2 separate regions of the Homo sapiens genome follow, and region 2 is linked to region 1. A link is a loop called in an ENCODE intact Hi-C map of the cell type or tissue named here. Cell type or tissue: Calu3. All regions are shown on one strand. Links, peaks and the distances in the headings refer to the core of each region. The heading gives the core; the rest is flanking DNA.

The links. Hi-C counts contacts between places; a loop is a spot of excess contacts. Peaks named below come from ENCODE experiments on the same cell type or tissue, not always from the same donor. Only the 100,000 strongest peaks of a DNase experiment are listed, where the experiment ranks them.
Region 2: a loop joins it to region 1, with 3 times the contacts of the local background. A loop is called at or near these places in 1 of 110 quality-filtered maps.

What each region holds. Positions count from the first base shown.
Region 1 is chr6:167,847,214-167,852,213 of GRCh38, reverse strand. All of the region lies in intron 1 of AFDN (afadin, adherens junction formation factor), which reads right to left. Among named protein-coding and RNA genes, the nearest start is that of AFDN, 23 kb to the right of the region's middle. In Calu3, for the core only: no CTCF peak of the experiment used is centred there; a DNase peak (open chromatin) is centred at 2,153.
Region 2 is chr6:167,544,924-167,550,674 of GRCh38, reverse strand. LOC105378129 (a long non-coding RNA gene) reads right to left here and starts at 3,034. Exons shown (of 3, transcript XR_943268.2): 1 at 2,718-3,034; 2 at 348-393. In Calu3, for the core only: no CTCF peak of the experiment used is centred there; a DNase peak (open chromatin) is centred at 3,494.

The DNA of each region.
Region 1 (5,000 bases), core at 1-5,000:
AGAGATATAGGGAATCTCAGTATGGACCGAATAACAGATAATAACAAAGAATTCTGGCTAATTTTGTTAATGAGATTATTGCATGATGGTTGAATTTTTGTTAGATGCACACTGAAGTAGGGAAGAAATAACATGACGGGTTTTAGGATCTGCTTTAAAAAACAGTGCACCTAAAAACAACAAAATTAAGAACGACAAACTGAAAATTGTGAAGTCTAGGGAATGAGTTTCATTTGTGTTTGAAAATTTTCACGCTAAAAAATGTGTAATATGAAAATAATTCAGTTATAATTACCAACTATTAAGTGCAAAATAAAGTAAACCTGTTTTTTTTAAAAATGCGCTACAAAAACTCAAGAACTTTGGTTCTGAAAATGGATAATGAATTATTTAACATCAGAAGCCAAACATAGCTTGCTTACACTCAACAAGCAACAGGTGTGTCATACAAAAAGCAAGTGAGGCAGAGCCTTGGAAACAGCCAGACATTGGGTAAAATCCCACTTAATTTTACTTTCACTTAATACCCACATGAATCTGTGCCAAACACTTGAGTTCTCTCAAGTTCCCTGTCTATAAAGTGGAGGGGCTACTATTTCACAGGGTTTGGTGGTTACTAACTGATTCACACTATATAAAGGAACCTGCCACATATGAGGCACTTGATAAATATTACTTCCTGTCTACAAATTCTCAACTGCCTACACTTACACAAGAACTAGTTGAAAAGGTGGGTGTGCATAGAGGCGAACAACACATTGGGACCCACTGGAGGGTGGAGGGTGGAAGAAGAAATAAGATCAGAAAAAAATATCTAATGGATACTAGGCTTAATACCTGGTTGATAAAATAATCAGTACAACAAACTCCTATGATATACATTTACCTAGGTAACAAACCTGCATACCCTGCAGATGTCCCCTGACCCTAAAAGTTAAAAAAAGAAAGGTGTGTGTTTGTGTTTATGTGTATGTGTATAAAAAACCTATCTCTAGCAAAACTAAATACAAAAGCAAAAAATAACAGAGTATATATTAAAGATCTGTATATATGACGTGAAAAATGAAAACCATCAAACTTTGTAGAAAAAATAGAATGGCACTATACATATTTCAAATTCTATTGTTGAAATTAGCTGGGCATGGTGGTGGGTGCCTGTAACCCCAGCAGGAGGTTGAGGCAGGAGAATCGCTTGAATGCAGGAGGCAGGAGAATCGCCTGAATGCAGGAGGCAGAAGAATCGCTTGCAGGAGGCAGAGGTTGCAATGAGCCGAGATCGGCTCCAGCTATGGGCAACAGAGCAAGACTTTGTCACACACACACACACACACAATAAAAAATTATATTGTTGAAATACAATTTCTGAGAGTTGAAATCATTTCCAGTGATATAACTGATCTACCCAAATCAACCTATACACAAAATTATAAAATGTTTTGGTGTCTACAGAAAATAACCATGTTCTTAAATTCAGCCTCAAAATTATAATACTGAAAGAAAACCCAAGAAAATGTTTTATAATCTTCATCTTGAATCTGCAACTAAGATTCTTCTTTAAGTATGTGAAATAATAAGAAGGTTCTAAATTTGAACGATGAAGATAATGTACCATACAAATTATATACATGAACATTGGTAGATCAGCATTTACTTGGATTTACAGTGAGTTTCACATTAAAGTAAACACTCAAACTATAGCAAATGATTCAAAGAAACTTCCTATAATCAAAGTGCTTCCATCTATCTTTTTATAGTACACTAAAAATTGAATTCACAGCACTCAACCTACTCCAATTAAGAAAAAAAAACTTAAAGCAACTTACCTAAACCTAAAATATCTTCAAAGTACTGCATTAGGAAACAAACACAAGCACATTTTAAAACACAGGCAGTTTTTTCAAGCCTCCACTATCTTAAGACCTTTCACATTTCACACAAAACACATCCATGAGCGAGAGGGGGGTTGGGACAGAGGTGAAAAGAACAAATGAGAAAGAAAATAATTTTGAGGTAGAGTAACATGACTATTACTGCCTTATAACTGGAATTTTACAAACTAAAACAATGTGTTGTTCTGGTTCAAGTATTTGACATTCTCTCCCTGGTATCATGAGTGATCTTGAACTGCATATTTGGTGCCAACCGGTACCTCCTGCCTACCCTTCCAGTTTCACTCTTTGCATTACCAAATGACTACAGCAGATTGGAATGTCACTTAGTACCAGGCATGAGAAAAACAAAAAGGTAAGCTGTGTAAATCAGCACACGGACTTCTGAAAGGAGGTCAAGCTGTTTAGGAGGATTCTTATCAGTAGTAACTTACAAAAGGAACCTAGAACCTCGACAGGAAAAGTGACACTAATGAAACCAGCTCACTGTTCAATTAAGTTTTCTTAATTAATTCTCTTTGCAAAACAGAATCATGGTGAAAAGAACCAATCAGTGAAGTAGATTCTCATTTAATTTTATGGAAACACTCTGTTCACTAGAATAATACTCTTAACTCCTGTTTTTGAGAATCTTCTATACTGTTAAATAAATATCCTAGGCTAACACATACACATATAGATTTCTAAAAAGTACATTCTGAAACAAATTCTTTAGGTAAGTAATGGAATACACAATAGGCATGAACTCAAAGACAGGGATACAGAATATGATAAGAATATGGTAAGATGTGTAAAGTTCCATGAAACAAAAACCTCAAAATCACTGATTGGGTTTTTATAACATTACACTGTTCAAAAAAATCTCATATAAGGATACTTTTGAAGAAGGTACTATCATTTCTAGCTATAATTGAACACAAAATAAGAAACGGCAACAAACAAGAATGCAGAGTCAACCTAGAACATACAATACTAAACCTAAACATGTTGCTGGAAATCTCTCCCCCCCCACAAGTTACATTACATGATACAAAGATAAACATATAAAATCAAGGGAAAGAAAAAACCCACAAATACTAATGATGACAATGCACTACAAATAACAACAGTATAAATGCCTGCCTTATGCTAAACATTGTGCTAATAAGTACTTTTTATGCGTTATCTACTCCAATTTTCACAACAACCCCATAAGGTAGGTATTATTACTGTTCCTGTCTTACAGATGAAGAAACGGGGCCTAAGGAAGATCAAGTAAGTGGACCATGTTCACAGAGCTAATACCAGTGGGCCAGAATTCATACTCTGGCAATTTTGAAACAAGTCACTTTCAACCACTATGCGGCACTGCGTCTCATCCTGCTGTATAAAAATAAGGGTGGAAAACACCCAGTTCCAGCAGTATGGCAGACTAAACAATCAGTAATCATTGTACTATACAATAATACAAAATGAACATTCTGTTTAATACACAGCTGAGTCTGTAAAAAAGAGAAATCCAATTAAAGGGAAGTAAAGGCTAGATGAACATATGAAAACATGCTCACCGACGGAAATCAGGGTAACAAATTGAAATTATTATTTCAAATACTTTAGAGCATATCAACAAATCTGAATATATTGAGGAGGGTGAAGACTGAAGTTTGGAATATAAATTGGTAGAACCATTTCCAAGATCAATTTTGCAGGACCTAAAAAATCTGAATCTAAATATTCCACTTCTAGGTATTCATCCTAAAAATTTTACATCAGTACAGAAGAAAACATGGACAAGACTGTTCATTAAATCCACATTTGTAACTGTGGAAAAGTATATACAATTTATTAATCTCTGGATAGGGACAGAGATAGAATACGGACAACAGAATAATGCAAAGCTGTTAAATAAACTATATCTACTCATATGAAGTTTCACGTCAGTAGTTTTCTTGGGGGAGGCAGAAAGGGAGAAAGAAAACCCTTTCGCTATGTCTGTAACTCTTAATTCCTTAAACTTTCTGGACACTATTTAACTAAAAGAAATGTAAATAATAGTAATATATCCTTTGCTGATGTGGGAATCAAATGAAATAAGAGACTGGTTGTAATGCCTGAATCACTGCTAGGCATGGAACATGTTGTCAAAGAAATGTGACCATGATAGTTACGAATAAACTCAAGCCAAGGTATTCAAAAAGCTTGCCATTTAGGGAGGAGCTCCTGTTTCACCAAAGTGCTACCCCCACAGTTTCACATAGGGTAAATCAACAAAGACTTCTAGGATACTTGAGCAAAGCCTAATTGTAGGGAAAGAACATTCTAAGCCCAGGGAACAAGTACTAAGATCCCAGGCAGAATCCTGGTTGGCATAACTGACAAATAGCAAGCAGGCCCCTTGTGGCTATAGCAGAATGAGAAAGTGAAAAAACGGTATTAGGAATAAGGTTTGTAGGTCAAGGTACACTGAGTGATTAAAAAAAAATTGGGGAGTCTGAATAGAAACATTACATTATTTAACTTAAGGTTTAGAAGTGTATGTCTGTGTAGGAAACAGACTGTAAGGGGGCAAAGGCAGACAAGGGAAATAAATTAAGACTAAGTAAGAGGTTACTGGAACAACCCAGGTGGGAGATATGAAGTTAGCCTGGATTAATTCAGTAGTAAGAAGCAAAGATGGTGAAAAGTGGTTAAATTATAAAAATATTTTGAAAGTAGAGCTGACAGAATCTGCTGCTAAGATTAGATATGATCATGGTCTGAGAGGAAGAAAGGAATCCAGAAGAATGCCAGGCTGTGGACATTAGCAATTGGTAAAGTGAGCTGCTGTTCACTAAGACTTAGGAGAGGGCTGAAGAAGAAGCAGATGAGAGTGCGGTGCCGATGAGAGTGCAGTGGTGGGAAATCAGAGTTTAGTTTTGGACAGGCTCACTTTGAGATGCCTAGAGTGCACCTAAATAGAGATATGAGGGACTGGCTATATGGGGCTGAAGTTCAGAACAAGGGCCAAACTTAGAGATGTAAATTTGGAATATATTAGCACTTAAAACCACAAAAATGAAATATTTCACCTAGGGAATAAGTGGAGAAAAGAGTGTGTATTGGGATCAGACCCTGAGGTCTGGGCAACAGGCC
Region 2 (5,751 bases), core at 376-5,375, 300 kb after region 1:
GAAGGCAGAATGTCTCAGCTTCCTGTCCCACAGCCAGGGGTTCTCAAACATTTGTCTGTGGACAGCGGCACTTGTGCCCGTGCAGGGCATGGGGGACAGAGATTGGTTGATCTGCGTGTCATCACCCTCATGGATCAGCACCGTCCCTCTCCAGCGACCTTTCTATCACCATCCATTCATTCGCTTATTTATTCATTCATTCTCTCATTTCACAAACACCCCATGAGCTCTCATCACGGTCAGTGGGACAGAGGTGGTCCCTGACTTTGGGGAGATGGTATCCCAGTGGCCCTTCCATTCCATCCAAGCCCTTTCTTTCCACGGAAGCACAGACACCCCTCTCTTACCTGCACTCTTTTCTTTAGGCAACTAAGCCTCAACATTTGAATCTATCTAAAAATAAAGAAGAAGAAATGGCATTTTATTAGAGATTTTTTAAAGATAAAAAGTAATCAAGCCTCTGAAGAAAAGACCATCCATCTCCCTGTGGCCTCGCCAGCCATCACGAAATGCTGTAATTTGGGGAGAGAAGATGCATTATACTGCATCTTAATATTAGAAAAACCCGCAGTCTTTGACTCAGCAGTCCCACTTTTAGGTTTCTATACTGCAGAATAAAAGCGTGAGTACATAGACACTAGAATACAAAGGTTTTCATTTTCAGAATTATAACACAAAAACGGAATTGACACGGATGTTCCTCAACAGCGGCAGAGGTGAAAAAATTATTGTAAGGTCCACTGTGGAATCTTTTGCATCTGTGAAAAGTAATGAATCAGTGACATCCAAATTAATATGGAGAGATGTTCATTATTCAGTGAAATAAAACAAGCTGCTGAGTAACATGTACTGTAGCATTTCATTTTTTTTTTTGTAAAAAGAACAATAATGGCACCCTGTACATCTGAGCAAAGATTAACCACGGAGGCTGCACCTCAGATTGGAAACATCGGTCACTACAGAGCTGGGATGTGAAGAAGGTTAGGAGGGACATTCCAAACGATTTTAGCACACAGACCTCTTTTTTTTTTTTTTTTTTTTTTTAACTTGTTCCAACCAACATGTATCACTTTCAAAAGGAAAAAAGAAAAGAAAAAAATCCAATGATTACCAGAAGTCAGTCACAATAGTAACAAGACAGAAAAAGACTCAAAGCACAGCCGCTCGTGGGACGTTTCAGTGGATGAGAGAGTCCCTGGCATGTTCTGTGCCGGGAGCTGGCAAATTTGCTGCATAATGGGCCGGAGAGCAGGCGTTCTGGGCTCTGTGGGCCACGTGGTCTCTGCCATACCACGAGAGCTGCCCTGTGTGATAGACCCATGAGCACAGCACGTGACAGGCAGTGGGGGCTGGGTTCAAATGAAACTATTTCTGGACACCAGAATTTAAATTTGGTATAATTTTTGTGTGTCACAAGATGCTATTTTTAAAAATTTTTTTCAATCTTTTAAACATGAGTCTATGGGCCATTCATGTTAGAAAGTCAAACAGAATCAGCACATTTCATTTTAGAAAAATACAACCCTCTCATCCCAATATGGATGGATGAAACCAGGAAAAAATATTTCATTAAGGGAAAAAAGTGCTTAACAAGGCCAGGAAATGCGGGAATAAAGAGATGCGGAATTCTGCACACGATGGGCTGTGTATGTCCCACTTTATAACATAGAAATAAAAACGTTTTTAAAAGTGTGAAAAAAAATTCTCAACTTGTGTCCGTTTAGAAAAACACCATGGGCTGGATGTGGCCGGGGGCTGTGGCTGCTGACCCTGGTTCCAGGGCCGCGTGGGTGAATGTGGGGGGTCCTTGCCCTCAGGAGCAGACAGGCAGTGGGGGGTTCTTGCCCTCAGGAGCAGACAGGCAGTGGCCTGGGGGAAGACAAACTCCTGCGGCCTCTCAGTCTTCATGGGCATCACCTCTGGCTACTCCCAGCCTGGGATTTGTGTCTAAAGCCAGGCTGCCCTGGCATGTGTGAAAGCTGACCAAGCCCAGAGGTTCCTCTCACCGGATGGCCGGCAGGAGGTTTCTGCAGGCCTGATGAGCCGCACAAACCAGGGTCAATTTTCTTGGGTGGGGGTGACTCACCGCCAGCATTCCTGGTTCCTGGACAACAGCAGGTCCACACAGCCACAACTTGGATAAGGACACACTTTCAAAGCAGTGGACTGACAAGCAATGCCAGGAAGAACTGGGCTTCCTTGCCACAATGTTGTATGTGGGGAGAAGAAAGATCCTAGCATCGTTTGAGGTTCAGAAAGATGGCTTGGTGGGCGTGGCAGCAGACTGGGCTGCAGGTGCAGACAACAGGGATGCCTGCAAACCACAGCTGAGCATTGGAAGGCCGCAGCCCTCCTTCCCCGCTAGAAGCAGGAGTCATGGAAAACTGACACAGCTGAAAGCCAAGTGCTTTCCTGGGCAGGCACCTGACCTGACTTTATTCAGACCCATGCTCTCTGATAACAGAGGGTCGAAAAATCATTCTTTTGCTCAGGACGTGTATTTTGCACAAATATCACTTTAAATAAATTTTTTACAACCTTTAATAGATCTCTGTTGACCCCACTCAAATTAAACATTATTAAAGATAAAGACAGCATTTGGGCCTTAACACGTGCCAGGCCACCAGGGACCAACAGGGAAGAAATGATCCACAAAAGCTACAAATGCCACAGAATCCACCAAAGCCACAGAAGCCACGAAAGCCACAAAAGCCTACCATCTGCTGCAGATGGAATCTGAAGTCACGTGGGCTTCGGAGGCACAGCTGTTTCCTGGCAATGCTGTTTCCTCAGGCGGTGGCCACATTCTTAAGGAAAACGTAGGCCTGCTTTCTCCCAAATCTACAGCTGCAGGCAACTTTAAGGCATTTTCGTTTGGACCAGAGCATTCTGTCTGTTGGGAACCTGTTTCAGTGAAATTTGTTCAGATTGTAATTTTTTAAACTGAAAAACAGAACAAAAACATAACAAAACAGAACTGCATAACTCAGATCTCATGAGCCATGGACTTGTCCTTTGGTTAAGAACCAGGTACAAGGAGTGACAAGGTGAGGAGGGAAGAGGGAGGAGAAGGGAGGGAGGAGAAATGGGATGAGGAGTAAGGAAGGAGGAGGGATGGGGTGAAGAAGGAGGAGAGATGGGGTGAAGAAGGAGGAGGGATGGGGTGAAGAGGGAGGAGGGAGAGAGACAAGGTGAGAAGGGAGGACAGGTAGTAGGGAGGGATGAAAGGAGAGAGGAAGGAGGAGAGAGGAGGAAGAGTGATGGGGTGAGGAGGGAGGAGGGACTGATTGAGGAGGGAGGAGGGGTGGGGTTGGGAGGGAGGGAGGAGGAAGAGGGATGGGGTAAGGAGGGAGGAGACAGGCAGGAGGAGGGAGGAGAGAGGTCGCATCGCTCCACTGCGCTGCTCATGTCCACCGACTCGGGGACTCCAGCCAGCCAGGCAGCTGCTGGGAAAGCCAGTGTGTCTGCCCTTTCACATGACTCAGAACACATCTGAAAACCAGCCAGCCGGTCTCTGACAGGGCATCAGAAAGTGCCACCTATGGAATCCCAGGTCGCCAGCTGCAGTTTGTCCCTCCGCTGCCAGCGCTTTGCAGTGTCCGTTTTCCCGCTCTCAGACGAGGACATGGTCGGGTCTGCCCCGCAGGCTGGGCGAATCCTCGCCGCCCGGCACACAACGCGTCCTGAGGGCTGTGGGTTCTTCTTGCGGCTTGCTTTGGTGCACCTGGCTAAATATTAACTGGGCTGGCATAGCGGAGAAGGGCTTGCGGTGTTTAATGAAGTGGACATTTATTCCTAAATTGTCAACCGGCTGCCTCCCGTCCTTCTGTTCCTGGCATGCTTGGGAGCTGAAAAGGAGAGCAGCTCTTGAGGTCGCTCCACCGGGCAGGGCTGGGCAGGACAGAGGCCCCGCCTGAAACTGAGCCACCATGAGGCCAGCTCTGGCAGGGGTGCGGGCCAAGGTAAGGGCTGGCCTGACCAGGGCGCCCAGCGGCTGGACCTGAGCCGGGGTCCCTTTCTCACCCATGCTCCATGTCCAGCCAGGGTCAGCAGGGGCTCTGCTCCAGGCAGTCACTCTGGGACCCAGGCTGTGGTGACTCAGTCTGGACTTGCTATTTATGGCATTATTTCTGTCCTGCCAGAGTTCAGTGTGAGCTTAGAAATTAGGGAGAAAGATTCATAGTAGGCAGCTGTTCAGCTCGGTGAGATTTTTCAGACACCTGCTTCCTCAGCTGTGCATCTAGTACCTTGAATCAGCAAATCAGCAACCAGCCTTCCCTATTAGAATCACATCATTCAACAGTTTGCTTTCAGTGGAGTCCATCCCAACTAAAGTAAGTGTTAGACAGGCCAGGTCCAGATGTGGGCCATGCAGACCTCAGGGCCTACAGGGCTGCCACCGGACTCCCGAGACTCCAAAGGATTTGTAAATGATTCCAAGCAACTTGTGCTTGGGGAAAGAAGAGGAGCTGCATGTCACATCTGGGCACCAACATTTAATTTTGGGATCCTTTAGATAGCAGGGAGAGTTGGTAAACTGATTTTTTTTTAAACAGGAAGCATTTGACAATCATTGGCAAACTTGGAGGAAAAGTTTGGGGCACATTGGATATGTCTTTAAAAAAAACCACCCTTTTAAACAGAAACATCTGCTATTCTAGTATTAAAGGCTTTGGAATTTGGGAGCTGGTGAGGGATGCACATGCTCGTGTCACCTCATATTCACACCTTAAGAACCAGAGACGTGACGGATTGCTTGACCTTATGCCCAATTCCAGAAGGCACTCAACATTGGCAGGTGTATTAAGAGAAAAAAAGTCCTCTTCCCATCTCTAGAAAGAAATTATCCGGGCATGCTGGGGCATACCAGCCATCTAGCTGCGTGACAGGTGGAAGCAGGAAGGTGGCTTGAGCCAGGAGTTCAGATCTGTAATAAGCGAGGATTGTGCCACTGCACTGCAGCCTGGGCAAACAAGACCTCTTCTCCAAAGACACGGTCCACTGACCAAAGACCCTCAGAGTGCCTGTGATGTCAGAATTAGTCAGGCACTAAAATTACCCGGCTTTTTTTCACTATTCTCAAGCAGGCGGTGGTGTTTCCACTGGTGCAAAATATGCACAAGGACATAGGAAGCTAAATGTCTTTATTTTATGTATTTATTTATTTTTGGGTTGGAGTCTCACTCAGTCGCCCAGGGTGGAGTGTAGTGGCCCGATCTCGGTTCACTGCAACCTCTGCCTCCCAGGTTCAAGCGATTCTCCTGCCTCAGGCTCCCAAGTAGCTGGGATTACAGGGGCCCACCACTGCACCCAGCTAATTTTTGTATTTTTAGTAGCGATGGGGTTGCACCATGTTGGCCAGGCTGGTCTTGAACTCCTGACCTCACGTGATCCACCCGCCTCGGCCTCCCAAAGTGCTGGGATTCCAGGCATGAGCCACCGCACCTGGCCTGCAGCTAAATGTCTTCAAAGAGTTCTATGTTTTGATTTCTAATGTATTTGTAATTCACCTAACCAATCATCTAGTCTAGTATATTAATGCATTTATGAATTGAAAGAAAGATGACAGTACAAAAAATTAAGCTTTTTGTCTTCTACAATCACCACTGCAGAAGAGAAGCAATGTAGTCAATGGTGTGCTAGATGTTAACGGTTTTCATCTTGAAGTGATACACACTTCTGCTCAAAGCACATCACACGGCCACATCAAACCTCATGAAGGGTGAAGTGCAGTCTCACGAGGGTGGAAGG